Linked DNA regions of Homo sapiens: region 2 is linked to region 1. A link is a contact called in ENCODE Hi-C or POLR2A ChIA-PET data. All regions are on one chromosome and are shown on one strand. Each heading gives the region's core, a stretch centred on a gene start or an enhancer-like site at or near the end of the contact. The rest is flanking DNA. Distances are from core to core; before and after follow the strand shown. Region 1 overlaps CLIC4 (chloride intracellular channel 4). Region 2 overlaps CLIC4 (chloride intracellular channel 4).

Evidence for each region. Hi-C counts contacts between places; a loop is a spot of excess contacts on that map. ChIA-PET counts read pairs that join two places held with the same protein, here RNA polymerase II (POLR2A). Pooled maps may share reads with other maps.
Region 2: a loop to region 1 is called in a map of endothelial cell of umbilical vein, with 5 times the contacts of the local background. The contact joins two enhancer-like sites. A Hi-C loop is called at or near these places in 10 of 168 maps with a recorded cell type or tissue (IMR-90, aorta, ascending aorta and 7 more), 6 of 37 single-sample maps with no recorded cell type and 13 of 50 pooled maps. POLR2A ChIA-PET finds 5 or more read pairs at or near these places in 13 of 52 experiments (A549, A673, B cell and 10 more).

Annotation. Positions count from the first base shown.
Region 1 is chr1:24,801,563-24,808,450 of GRCh38, forward strand. All of the region lies in intron 2 of CLIC4 (chloride intracellular channel 4), which reads left to right. Among named protein-coding and RNA genes, the nearest start is that of CLIC4, 60 kb to the left of the region's middle. Within about 2 kb of position 2,594, at least 3 of the 41 ENCODE cell types and tissues checked have a DNase peak (open chromatin) inside an H3K27ac peak, as active enhancers do; they include A673 and endothelial cell of umbilical vein, where a contact is called at or near this core.
Region 2 is chr1:24,765,944-24,772,831 of GRCh38, forward strand. The region is part of intron 1 of CLIC4 (chloride intracellular channel 4); the gene reads left to right. Among named protein-coding and RNA genes, the nearest start is that of CLIC4, 24 kb to the left of the region's middle. Within about 2 kb of position 4,413, at least 8 of the 41 ENCODE cell types and tissues checked have a DNase peak (open chromatin) inside an H3K27ac peak, as active enhancers do; they include A673 and endothelial cell of umbilical vein, where a contact is called at or near this core.

The DNA.
Region 1 (6,888 bases), core at 1,344-3,843:
TATATCAAGTCATGAACAGTGTCCAGGAAAAGATATTGACAGCCTATCACTTGATAAAGTGGCAGAATTAATCTATGTTATCCCTCTGAGCATCACATGCTGATAGTTACCTGAGAGCTATAATTCCATTCCAAGTTCTAGGTTAGTGTACTCAGATTTCTGTCATTCCCTTAAAATACATTTTTACTTACTGCTAGTGCATATATTTGAAATTTTACAGACTTTAAAATTTATTGAACATAAGCCATAAAGTCATCAAGGAACCCCTTTAGTTATGTATATAAATGTAGAAATAAGCCTTTGGGAATAGTGAGTTAAAACTACAAGCTCTTGGGAAGACATTACCTTATTCATGTTGGGCAGAGATGTAAGAATGAAATAAGTCATGTAGTTACCCTTCTATTACTGTTTTTTTTTTATACATGTGTACACAAAGCAAGTTTCCCAATATAACTCCTAAAAATAGAGTGTGCCACCAGGCACACACCCTTACTGTGTCCTAAAATACATGAATTTCTCCTATTCCATTTTTGGCTTGGAGCAAGTGAGTTGACTGCCATTCTTTGAAAAAGCTGTCATTGAATAGTTTAATACAGTGCTTTAATTGTGATACATACCAGTAATAGTGCCATAAACATGGGAATCTGGGTCAGAAAAGGAAGTAAACCCATTATAGCTATTTCAGAGTTGTCTGTTTCTTTTCATTTGCAGATTTTTTAAAGGCATTATTCCTATAGGTTGATTGATATTTGCAGATTTGTATATATATGTTAAAGTGTGTATGTGGAAATATGTGTAAGTGTATATGTTAAGTGTTTATATATATAAAAAGTGGCGCATGGGAGGTAGGCATTCAGGGCCTTATAATTAGAAAATATCAAAGAAGATATATGTTTATTACCTAGGGCTTTATGTAAAATCAATGGTAGAGAGCACTTAAAATTGAAGCTTATATTTTTTGGTCTTTAACAATCATAGGTCTCCAGTAAATATAAAAAATGCTTCTTAGGGCAACTAAAACTAAGCAAGTAGTACGTGATAATGAGTCTGTACCATCCCTACCCCCTAGTCATCAACTTCCCCTTCAGAGAGATAATTTATTTTAGGTTTGGTCTTTATTCTTCCAAATCTTTTCCTTTTTTCTTTTTCTTTTTTTTTTTTTTTTGAGACACGGTCTGCCTCTGTCACCGAGGCTGGAGTGCAGTGGCACGATCACAGCTTACTCTGTAGCCTTGAGCTCCTGGGCTCAAGTAATCCTCCAGCCTCAGCCTCCCAAGTAGCTAGGACTACAGGCATTTACTGCCATACCTGGCTAATTTTTTATTTTTAAGAGACAGGGTCTCCCTGTGTTGCCCAGGCTGGTCTTGAACTCCTGGGCTCAAGCAGTCCTCTGGCCTTGGTCTCCCAAAGTGCTGGGATTACAGACTTTAGCCACTGTGCCTGGCCTCGTCCAAATCTTTTCTATGAGTTTACACACTTGCAGTCTTGAACAAAATTTTAAAGAGAAAGTACCTCAAGAAAGTGAGCATTGGTTCAAAAAACAAAAACAAACAACCCACCAGTATATATGAAAGTTATCACAGAGGAATAAAACATCCCTGTAGTACTTTTCATAATATATTCTTAATCTTAAAACATTAAATGTGACTCTTTTTAGAAATCTTGGGGGAGAAAATATGCCTACAGTGCTTATTTTCCTGCTTTTCCTGGTAATTGCCTAATATCTTGGTGAGAAGTACTGACTCCAGAACAAACCAGTGGAGAACAATAGAACTCCTCTGAGAGTTACTTAGCAGCTCACTCTATGATTTGAAAAAAATGATTGTTACATGACATTTCATCCATAAGAACAAGCCCATTTCTAGTTCTGGCACTGTATGACATGTTCTCTTTGAATCTCAGTTGGCATTAATGACTATGCTGGTAGTATTCATGTGTCCCTTGTGAGGCTGTGAACAATCTCCCATTACTTGCCTGCCAGAGCAGCCTTCGTGCTTTGGTGGGAGTCATTTCCAAATCTAATTTTCTGTTCATATTGCAATTTAAAGAACGTTTAGATAGAAAAAAAAGGGCCCAGGCTTCACAAAGAATTTCAATTTACATCAACGATTTGAACAAAAGCTTCAGATAATATAAGTGAAAATACTAAAATTGGGGCAGAGTTAAAGATGTTCTGGCATGTCATCAGTTGGGAAACAACCATGGCATAGTATAGAAAATTTCAGGAGTGAGACCTAGCTGTGTATGGAGAGAGCTCTATCACTGATTTCACTGGGACCTGGGGCGAGCTGCCTCATCTTCCTTGGAGTTAGTTACCTTATATTTAAAATCAGGAGAAAAGGGAAAAAAACTTCACTTTTGTAATAGTTTAAAATGTTACAATGGAACTATGAAACTGATAGTTCTGCATATCTTAAAAGGCAGTTAGAAACTCAGAAAAAAATCTGATTCCCAAATAGACTCTTCAGATAGTTTTATCTTCATGATCATGTCTCTGTGGTTCCACCTTTCTGAAAACAGTCTTCAGTAACTTAAGAAATCATTTCAACTTCCATGATCTTCAGTAGCAGCAGCATGAATGACACATGCCAAGAGACTAAATGGAATGAGATAAGCCTGTCTTTCAGAGACATCATCTATTTCCTGCTGCTGTCCAGACAGGAAAGTCAGACTCCATTTTTCCCCTTTGTAAAGTTGACTTGAGCTACATGAAGCACTTGTTAGAACAGTCCAATTCAAGATAATTGTGCTTTATGACTGCATTCAGAATCACATGTGTACCCACTGTGTGTGTGGGGGGTGTGTGTATGTGTGTGCATGTGTGTGGGTGGGTGGGTGGAGGGGGTGTGTGTGGGTAGGTGGGTGGTGGGGGTGTGTGTGTATGTGTGGGTGGGTGGGTGGTGGGGTGTGTGTAGGTGGGTTGGAGTGTGTGGGTTGAGGGTGTGTGTGTATGTGGGTGGGTGGGGGGATGTGTGTATGTGGGTGGGTGGGGGGATGTGTGTACGTGGGTGGGTGGGGATGTGTGTGTGTGTGTGATTGAGAGGGGAGGGAGATATAGACACACAGAGAGGGAGTATTTTGTTGCTATGTCTTTATGTTCTTTTTTAAGACGATTTCAAAGATGATACATCCTGTTGAGGCTGCTAAGAGCTGAATTAATAGAATTATTAGTGAATGTTTTTCTAAACCTGTTATCAGTATACACTTTACTCCTAAACTGTTATCAAGATGGTAAAAATTATAGACTCTATATTTGGGCCAGGCAAAGTGGCTCACTCTTGTAATCCCAGCGCTTTGAGAGGCCGGGGCAGGTGATCACTTGAGGTCAGGAGTTCAAGACCACCCTGGCCAACATGGTGAAATCCTGTCTCTACTAAAAATACAAAAATTAGTCGGGCATGGTGGTGAGTGCCTTAGTCCCAGCTACTCAGGAGGCTGAGGCAGGAGAATTGCTTGAATCCGGGAGGTGGAGGCAAATCACGCCACTGCACTCTAGCCTGGGCAACAGAGTGAGACTCCATGTCAAAAAAAAAAAAAAAAAAACACAAAAACAAAGACAAACGAATTATGGAATCCATATTTGAAATCTTTTCATGGGTACTATTTTTTTTGAAGTATTCCTCCACAGATTGACAATAAAATTGACATTAAAAGTAGACAGATTAACAATATTTAATCCAAATCAGTAAAATTCTTTAACTGGTTGAACTGGGACAAAGACAAATTCTTAGTGACAAGGGGTCTTGGTGTGTGTGTTTTGTTGAGTCCATGATTAATTTGTTCAATTAGTGACTTGACTATCAGTCAAACCAGAATATAGCAAATCTAGTAAAGAATAATTAATAGTAGTAAAGCGTTCTGAAACAAATAATTCTGGTTCTCTGGTGTTAACTTTTGTGAGGTTTTTTGTTGTTGTTGTTATATGTTTATATAGTGTCCAGTAGTGTCTTTGATATGTGTGAATTAATTTTATGCCCTGAAAATCAGCACCTTCAAAAAGGAACTCGATTTTTTTTTGTTATTGTTCTCTTTCTGGAGAAAAAAGGAGCTCCATTTAAAAGATAAGGCCTACATACCTAGTACTTTTTTCTTCGTTGGGCAAGTCAACTTGTTACAGATGGGTCATCTTCAAGAGCCAGCTCCGGTGTTCTCTAGCTATGCTGCACTCATTTCATACCAAGCAGCTGGAACTGAGTCACCAGCCCAGCTTCCTCCAATTGTTGCAATTGTACTGAACTACATTTTAATAGAAATTAAGCCACTCAAGTCTCTTAAAATATTAGCTCCTATAGGATTCCTCCTTTTCATTCGTTTCTTTTCCTTTTGGTTTTTGTTTTTATTTCCTTTTCTTCATCTAGAAAAAAAATGGGAAACAACAGAATAATTTATTTCATCTGAAAGACTACCATGATACATGAGGGTAAAAATAATACACCCCAAAACACTGGAGAATATTTGCACCCTGTTGCAAGGCATGAGTTCTGTGCACTTTGCTCTTGATGTCACGTAAGGGAAATATTTGAATGAGTTTTAATCAAGTGTTGAGTATTTACTGAAGGCCTTTTTGGAAGTAAACCAAAGATGTCTTGAAATTTTTTGCCATTGCCTATTGGCTCAGTTTCATTTATCTCAAACTGCAATTCTTACAGTGTTACATTTCTGTGAAACATCTGTAAAATGAGCCTTTGTGGGTCAAACAGAACACCTGAGGCCTGAGAGGGCAGGTGAGAACTGCAAGTTGAAGAATCTTAGATTCTGTTTTGTTGATACATAGCTTGTGAGTGAATCAGATTACTGTTTAGAACTTGTCCATTTATTTGAAGTCTACTAATACGTTTGAAGGCACTAAAGTTTCTTCTCAGATTCTTCATTTGGAATCAGGACCTGCCATGGTTGTCTGTCATCTCAACAGTTAATCCTTGGAAACAGTTTTATCGCTTTATTTATTTAAAAAAATATATATATAGCCTTTCAACCAAAACAAGATAGACTATTCACTAATCACAAATATTAATGGAAAATTGGTAATCATATGTCCTTTAAACTTTCCTTGGTTGTATATATGACTCTAAATTAATCAGATTTTGTTTATTACCAATCAGTTAATGCTAGGTAACCATTTATGAACCATCAGCTCTATTAAAGTTAAAACTGCCAATCTGATTTCCTGCATAATGCTTTGTTAATATGATACTAAAAGTGGTAATGGCTTTCATTTGCATACTTTTAGTTCACTTTCACGTGCCTTATTTGATTTAATCTTTACAGACAAAGCAGATCTTATAAAGAGGAAATCCAGACCCAAAGAGGTTGTAATTTACTTAGTCATGTAGCTGGTAAATGGTAGAGCTTTTCCATTTGGGACTTCAAGCCAGTCCCTTTTCTTCAGCCTTGGTTCTTTTTTCTCTGATACGCTAGTTTTCTCCCTCTCCCAATAAATATTTTTATTTGGGAGCCGGGTGCAGTGGCGTGCTCTCTAGTCCCAGCTACTTGCAGCTGAGGATCATTTGAGACCAGGAGTTTGAGGACAGCCTGGGCAACATAGCAAGAGAGAGAGACCCCCATCTCTAAAAAAAAAGAAAATTGAATAAAAATTTAAAAAATTAAGAATCTTTCTGTTTAGAGAGCTTAAAAACTTTCATAATTAATTATAGAAGTAATAGGTGTTATTTATTTTGTCCCACATGCCCTACCCGACCTACCCCTTTGGGTTTGTTTTTTTTTTTTAAAGCATTGAGACTGTTACAAATAAATTTTTGGTGCTGCAAAAGAAATAACACTTGAATATAAAATTTTCTTTTTAATTCTCAGCAAGGCAAGTTACTTCTATAGAAGGGTGCGCTCTTACACATGGAGCAATGGTGAGCACACACTTGGATAAGGTAGGGGAAGGGGTTTTTATCCCTGACTCACGTGGCCCCTGCTGCTGTGTCTTTCCCCTATTGGCTAGGGTTAGACCGCACAGACTAAAGTAATTCTGATTGGCTAATTTAAAGAGAGTCACCGGGTGAGTGGTTTGGCCAGAAAAATGGTTATGACAGAGCAGGTAATTGGAATGAGTCAGGGTGGAGCAGGTAATCGAAAATGGTCACTTTATGAGGAAGTTAAATTTAAAAGCAGAAGGTGAGGAATTGAACATACTGACATATTGATTATTTGAAAAGAAATTTAGAACTCATATCTAACAAGACCTTCTTCCCCTTTATCTAATCTACCGTGTTCTTAAAAAAAACTGTTTGTGAAAAACAGACTTATATTATTAACTTACAGTTAGGCATTTAATTGACTGTTCATTATAAAAATGTTAATGGATATGTTTTATGAATTTGGAGTGAGAAAATTGTTTTCCAGGTAATCACAATTTATATATGACAAGATTAAAAAACATTCCTTTTTTTTTTTTTTGAGATGGAATTTTGCTCTTGTTGCCCAGGCTGGAATGCAATGGCACAATCTCAGCTCACTGCAACCTTCACCTCCCGGATTCAAGCAATTCTCCTTCCTCAGCCTCCTAACTGGGATTACAGGCGTGCGCCACTATGCCTGGCTAATTTTGTATTTTTAGTAGAGATGGTGTTTCGCCATGTTGGCCAGGCTGGGCTGGAACTCCTGACCTCAGCTGATCCGCCCGCCTTGGCCTGCCAAGGTGCTGAGATTATAGACATGAGCCACTGTGCCCGGTCTACAGTCATCTCTTGGTATCCATGGGGGATTGGTTCAAGGACCCCTGGTGGATACCAAAATCCACAGATGCTCAAGTTTCTTATATAAAATGGAATAGTATTTGCATATTAACCTACAAATAGCCTCCCATATACTTTAAATCATCTCTAGGTTATAATACCTAATACAGTGTAAATGCTATGTAAGTTGTCATTACACTGTGTT
Region 2 (6,888 bases), core at 3,163-5,662, 34 kb before region 1:
TGGGATTACAGGCGCCCACCATCATGCCCGGCTAATTTTTAAAATTTGTTTAAATTTTAATTTTAGTTTTTTTTCTTTTGAGATGGAGTCTCGCTCTGTTGCCAGGATGGAGTGCAGTGGCGCGATCTCAGCTCACTGCAGCAGCCTCCACCTCCCGAGTTCCAGCTATTCTCCTGACTCAGCTTCCTGAGTAGTTGGGACTATAGACGTGCCACCACGCCCAGCTAATTTTTGTATTTTTAGTGGAGACAGGGTTACACCATGTTGGCCAGGATGGTCTCAATCTCTTGACCTCCTGTTCCACCCACCTTGGCCTCCCAAAGTGCTGGGATTACAGGTGTGAGGCACCACGCCCGGCCTATATTTTTAATAGAGACAGGGTTTCACCATGTTGGCGAGGCTGATTTTGAAATCCTGACCTCAAATGATCCACCTATCTTGGCCTCCCAAAGTGCTAGGAATATAGGCATGAGCCACTGCACCTTTTTTCTTTTTTTTAGATATCAGGTCTTGCTATGTTGCCCAGACGGTTTTTTTTTTTTTTTTTTTTTTTTTTTTTTTTTTTTTTTTTTTTTTTTGAGACGGGGTCTCACTCTGTCACCCAGGCTGGAGTGCAGTGGCACAATCTCAGCTCACTGCAACCTCCGTCTCCTGGGCTCAAGTGATTCTTGTGCCTCAGCTTCCCTAGTAGCTGGGACTACAGACATGTGCCACTGCAACTGGCTAATTTTTTTGTATTTTTAGTAGAGACATAGTTTCGCTATGTTGGCCAGGCTAGTCTTGAACTCCTGGCGTGAAGTGATCCGCCCACCTTGCCCTCCTGAAGTGCTGGGATTATAGGTGTGAGCCACCACGCCTAGCCAGTATTTCTGTCTAGGTGCTGAAATAGTTTCTTTTGGAATTGAAGACCATTTGAATTAATATTTCAAGTAGGCAATTGAGTCATCATAATGGAAGACTGGATCTTTAGTATTATGCTGTTAGAGTATGCAGTGTCCAGTCTTTTGGCTTCCCTGGGCCACACTGGAAGAAGAATTACCTTGGGCCACACAAAAAATACACTAACAATAGCTGATGAGCTAAAAAAAAAAAAAAAAAAAAAAAAGAAAAAGAAAAGAAAAACCAAAAAAACCTTATAATGTTTTAAGAAAGTTTATGGATTTGTGTTGGGCTTCATTCAAAGTGGTCCTGGGCCACATGTGGCCCACGGACCTCAGGTTGGACAAGCTTGATGTAGTGGCTAAGAGTGTGGACTCCCGAGCCATGTGGCCTGTGTTTGAATCCTAGTTCTACCCTTCACTAGTTGCCTTGGTGTCCCCACTGGGGTAATCTTGGGCTTTTGTAAAGATTATAAGAGTTAATATAAGAAAAGCCCTTAGAGTCTAACTCATAGTAAGCCTTGTTTGCTTACTATTTTGCCTTTAGGAATGCAGAATTAAGACCATGTTGGCTTGGCCTATGGTTAGTTTATTATATTCAATATACCATATGTGGTTTCAACCTTCAGGATTAGAAGCATCTGCCAGACTGCCACTACCACCAGGTGGGAACTTTTCATTCTTTATCAAAAGAGCAGGGTTAGTACAAAAAAAGTTCAAGGTTAAGCTTGAGTTTGCTCTTGAATTAACTTCAGTGAACCCTGATCCTGTTGACACTTACTAGGTAACTAAAGGACAGTCAGATTGGACTCTGCCATCTTAGTCCATCGGCCTCAGCAGCTCTTGCTGGACTTGTAGCTAAAGCTTGAGAGTCCATTAGTAGTGAGAATGTTTTTCTTTTTTTCCTCTCTCTCTTTTTTGTTAATGTGAAAGTGCAAAAGTAAAGAGGAATAATCTATGACATAGGATCTTATTGGTTCTGTACAAATACTCTTAATTAAAAATTTTTAATTAAAATTATATATATATATATTTTTTTTGGCATGGAGTTCCGCTCTGTCGCCCAGGCTGGAGTGCAGTGGCATGATCTCGGCTAACTACAACCTCTGCCTCCCAGGTTCAAGCAGTTCTGCCTCAGCCTCCCGGGTAGCTGGGATTACAGGCGCTTGCCACCACGCTTGGCTAATTTTTGTATTTTTAGTAGAGACGGGATTTCTCCATGTTGGTCAGGCTGATCTCGGACTCCTGACATGAGGTGATCCGCCCTCCTTGGCCTCCCAAAGTGTTGGGATTACAGGTATGAGCCACCACGCCCAGCCAAAATTTTCATTTTTTTAAGATATGGGGATCTTGCCATGTTGCCCAGGCTGGTCCCAAATTCCTGAACTCAAGTAATCCCCTTGTGGTGGCGTCCCAAAGTGCTGGGTAAAAGTACTTTTGAATTATGGATTTTGGCTTCCTGTGCTACCAAATTTCACTATTTCTTGATTTTTGTGGTATTCACCTTTACAACTGAACAGGTCATATATTAACTAGCCTTTATCTAATGCTTTCTTTAAAGGAAATGTAGACGTGCTTATATTTTTAACACATCTACATTTCTCTTAAAGAGAAGAGATTAAGCTCTTTTTATTTAATTTGTCTGGAAGAAGTTGAGATAGTGTAGATCTACAGGTTTTATATTTAGTAATTTTTAAGGAGTAAAAATGAAGTCTTCTAATTTTTCTAGACTCTATCTAAGATTATTGTTTTTAGACTTTTTCATCTTATACCACAATGAGATGATAAAGCTTAAAACATTAACATGTCGGCCGGGTGCGGTGGCTCACGCCTGTAATCCCTGTACTTTGGGAGGCTGAGGCGGTCAGTCAGGAGTTCGAGACCAGCCTGGCCAAGATGGTGAAACCCCATCTCTACTCATAATACAAAAATTAGGAGGCATGGTGGCATGTGCCTGTAGTCCCAGCTACTCGGGAGGCTAAGGCAGAAGAATCACTTGAACCCAGGAGGTGGAGGTTGCAGTGAGCCGAGATTGTGCCACTGCACTCCAGCCTGGGCGACAGAGTGAGACTCTGCCTCACCAAAAAAAAAAAAAAAAAGAAAAAGAAAGAAAACTTTAGCATGTCTGTAATTGGTAGATATAATCTCTATCATTTATTTAATGATAATTAAAAATAGCGGGGCATGGTGGCACATGCCTGTGGTCTCAGCTACTAGTGGGGCTGAAGCAGGAGATTGAGGCTGTAGTGAGCCACTCTGATTGCACCACTCCACTCCAGCCTGGGTGGCAGAGTGAGACTCTGTCTCAAAACAAAAGAAAACAAACAAAAAAACATAATGTAAGAATCATGAAGTGACTTTAAAATCTTTATTTTATAATAATGTTATAAGTTTTCTGAAGCTACTTAATTTATCACTATACAGAATAAACAGATATATAAAAAATGATCAGTAAGTTTTTGTTTCCCTACTAAAGCCAGAATAATGGTCATGAGGTAATAGATAGCATTGGGTGCTTACTATGGGCCAGGCACAGTGTGCCAGCCGTTTGCATGTGTTAGCTAATTTAATCCTCATATAAACTTTGAAATAGGTGCTATCAATACTGTTTAACACATGAGAATTAGAGAGATCATTGTTTGGGTATGGTTGCAGGGCCAGTAAGTAGCAGTACTGTGATTTGTACTAACGTCTTTGGGATTTCAGAACCTGAATCAATAACTTTGTTTATGTTATTTTTCTCTATTTATTTGAAACTTGAATGCTTTCCTAACAGAATTTCTTATGTTCTGTTTTCAGTCACCCTGAAAAAAAAATTCTGAGAATATTTAAGGATATTTCTAAAACATACTAACAACTAGTGAGCCTAGATGGTTCATTAGATGACTTTGGTTGCTTTCAGTTCTCTTGGTAAAATTTGAAAGGCAACTAAAATTTCCATTACCTCACCTCGTTGCATTTTGGGGGCCTGGTTAATTAGTATTTTATAAAGCACTTTAGAGGGTTTATTTATAAACTTGTTAAGGAACCTGACTTGAATGTCTTTTTTTTTTTTAAGGCAGAGTTTCACTGTTGCCCAGGATGGAGTGCAGTGGTGTCATCACAGGTCACTGCCACCTTGACCTCCTGGGCTCAAGTGATCCTCCTCCTTTAGCTCCCTGAGTAGCTGGGACTTGCAGTGCCACCATGCCCAGCTAATTTTTTTTAAATTAATTTTTTTGTGGAGATGAGGTCTCACTGTGTTGCCTAAGATGGTCTTGAACTCCTGGACTCAAGTTATCCTCCCACTTTGGCCTCCCATTACAGGCATGAGCCATTGTGCTTGGCCTCACATATTTTGATTTTAGGATTGTTTTCCAATTGAGAAATGTCTAAATGGTTCAAGTTTAACAAAAATCATATACTAATTTGTTAATTATTTTTCTGTGAGTTCTTTTCTTTCTGCCCTCTCCCTTTCTCCCTTCCTCCCCCTTCAGAGGTTGGTAGAAAAAAAAAAAAAAGGCAAGGAAGTTTCTTTTTGTGGAGAGAGGAAATGACTGTTGGTTCAAGACTTTATCCATATTAGGTATAAACTAAATATAGACGTGTAATCCAGGAGTGAAGTCACATCTATAAAGTTTCTTAAGCAAAGCTAATGAGATCAGCCAGTGCTTTTGGATCTGTTTTTTCCCCCCTTGCTTTTGGCTCACTTACCAAACTGATTAGTCTTATAGTCTGCCTGCCTTTGCTTCTTTAAAAAAAGAATAAAAAAATTATAAGGAATCTTTCTGTAAAACAAGCACACAAATTTTTAAAAAGTTGCTTTGTATATGAAGCATAGTCACTTATGCCTCCCTTTGAGGGGAGGTTATAAATAAATTAGCTTCTTTAATTTCTTGACCTTGTCATTTTCCTCACACCAATTCTTCTTCTTTTTTTTTTGTTTTTTGAGTTGGTTTTATCCTTGAGTCTTTGTCACATATTTTTACTGTGAGGCTGGACTCATCTTTGTAAGTTGTAAGAAACGTGTTTTACTTAGTATTTTCTTGGTTTATTCCATTTTTAACCATTAAAGCAGATCTCAGTATGGCTAAATGGTAATAGGATTTCTTCTGATTGGCTGGTTAGAGAGATTGTAATAGAACGGAATGATGGAATAAATCTGCTTCTGGTCACAGCACATGTCCTTCTCAAATAAGGACTTTGAAAAGTCCCCCAAAGCATTCTTACAATAATTATTTCCAACTCTTGTGTTCCTTCTTAGAGCCCTTTGCAAGCATTCCTAAACACTCAAGCCCTTACGAACGTGCTATGCTTCTGAAGAGAAGAACTATATACACACATCTGTGGCGCATCTTACTATAAATACTTTGGAATACAACTAATTGTGTAAAAAGTTTAGCTTAACATATTTCGGGGTTTTAGGGATCAGTTCATGAAACTAAATGTTCTCCAAGCCTAAGTTGGAATCTGTTCTGAATCCTTCTCTGACCATGTTGTTCCCTTAGCAGAACTACTCTTTCCTACTGTTTGGGGCAGTTTGTGCATTTTTATATTCTGCCACTCATCTGAATCACCTTTAATTACATTTTTGTTCCAGGCTAGAATGTAAATTCCAGGAGATCAAGGATAAGGGATTATTTTCTTTTTTCTTCTTTTTATATTTTAAATTTAAAAAATTATTATGTTCTTCTAAAGACTAAGGGACTATTTTCTTCATCTTTTATATCTACCCCCTACCACAAACCTTTATATATAGGAGATAATTCATTAATTCAGTAAGCATTTATTAGTGTTTTTTGGCAAATTGGTGTGCATAGTATAGGAATATAAGCATGTAAGAGAGAATATATTAAATATTTTCTGTTATTGTGTTCTATATTACCTCATAGTAAAATACCAGAGTTAAAAGTAGTATTCAGTTATTGAACTTGAGACATGTAATTGGGGTTTTGTAACTAGCTACTCACTATATAGCTATTGGTCTAAACCTAACAGATTGGTTTAGAGAACTAGAATATTATGTAACTGGAAGGCCAGGTTCAAGTCCTATGTGTATCCTAATTGATCTGCTACCTCATCTGTCAAGTGGGTGTATTTCTTGGAGGTGATGTTCAGTCCAGTTTGTATTATTTTATATGCCAAGGTAGCCTTAGGCTTGGCTTAAGCTTAGGCTTAGGCAGAAAGTTGAGCCCTGAGATTCCAACGTCAGATCCAGAGAATTAAATTCTCATAATTAGAAGCAATCTATTAGATAACAAAAATAGAGCCAATACAAATTCTTCATGATAATGGAGGCAGTTTGCCAAAGAAAGAAAAAATATTTCAGGAGTGAATTCTTTGACCCGAAAGAATATATTTTATTTCCCAGGTGAGCTCCTGAAAGAAAGTTTAAGGAAAGATTTTGTTTGTTGTATCTAAAATAAAGCAGACACAGAACCATTCTTCTTCTTCTTTTTTTTTTAAAGCCAGTCAAATTTATAGAATTTTCCTTCATCATATTTGAGTAACCTGTGCATTGAAATCCGAAGTAAAATATTTCAGTAAGAAACATCCTGCTATGTTATACTCTTCAGATATTTGAAGTTTTAGGCCAGCAAAGAAGATAGACAAGAATTCTGAATATTAACTTTCACAGCTGAAATACAGTGTTGAATATATAATTTTTGCGGAAACTAATTTTGTAATGTATATATATAGAGAGAGACGGAGTCTTGCTCTCTCGCCCAGGCTAGAGTGCAGTGGCACGATCTCAGCTCACTGCAGTCTCCGCCTCCCAGATTCAAGCGATTCTCCTGCCTCAGCCTCCTGAGTAGCTGGAATTACAGGTGCCCGCCACCGTGTCCAGCTAATTTTTGTATTATTAGTAGAGACGGGGTTTCACCATCTTGGCCAGGCTGGTCTTGAACCCCTGACCTCATGATCCACCCACCTTGGCCTCCCAAAGTGCTGGGATTACAGGTGTGAGCCACAGCGCCCGGCTGATTTTGTAATATATTTTAATGAACATTTAAAAATACATAATCCAAAA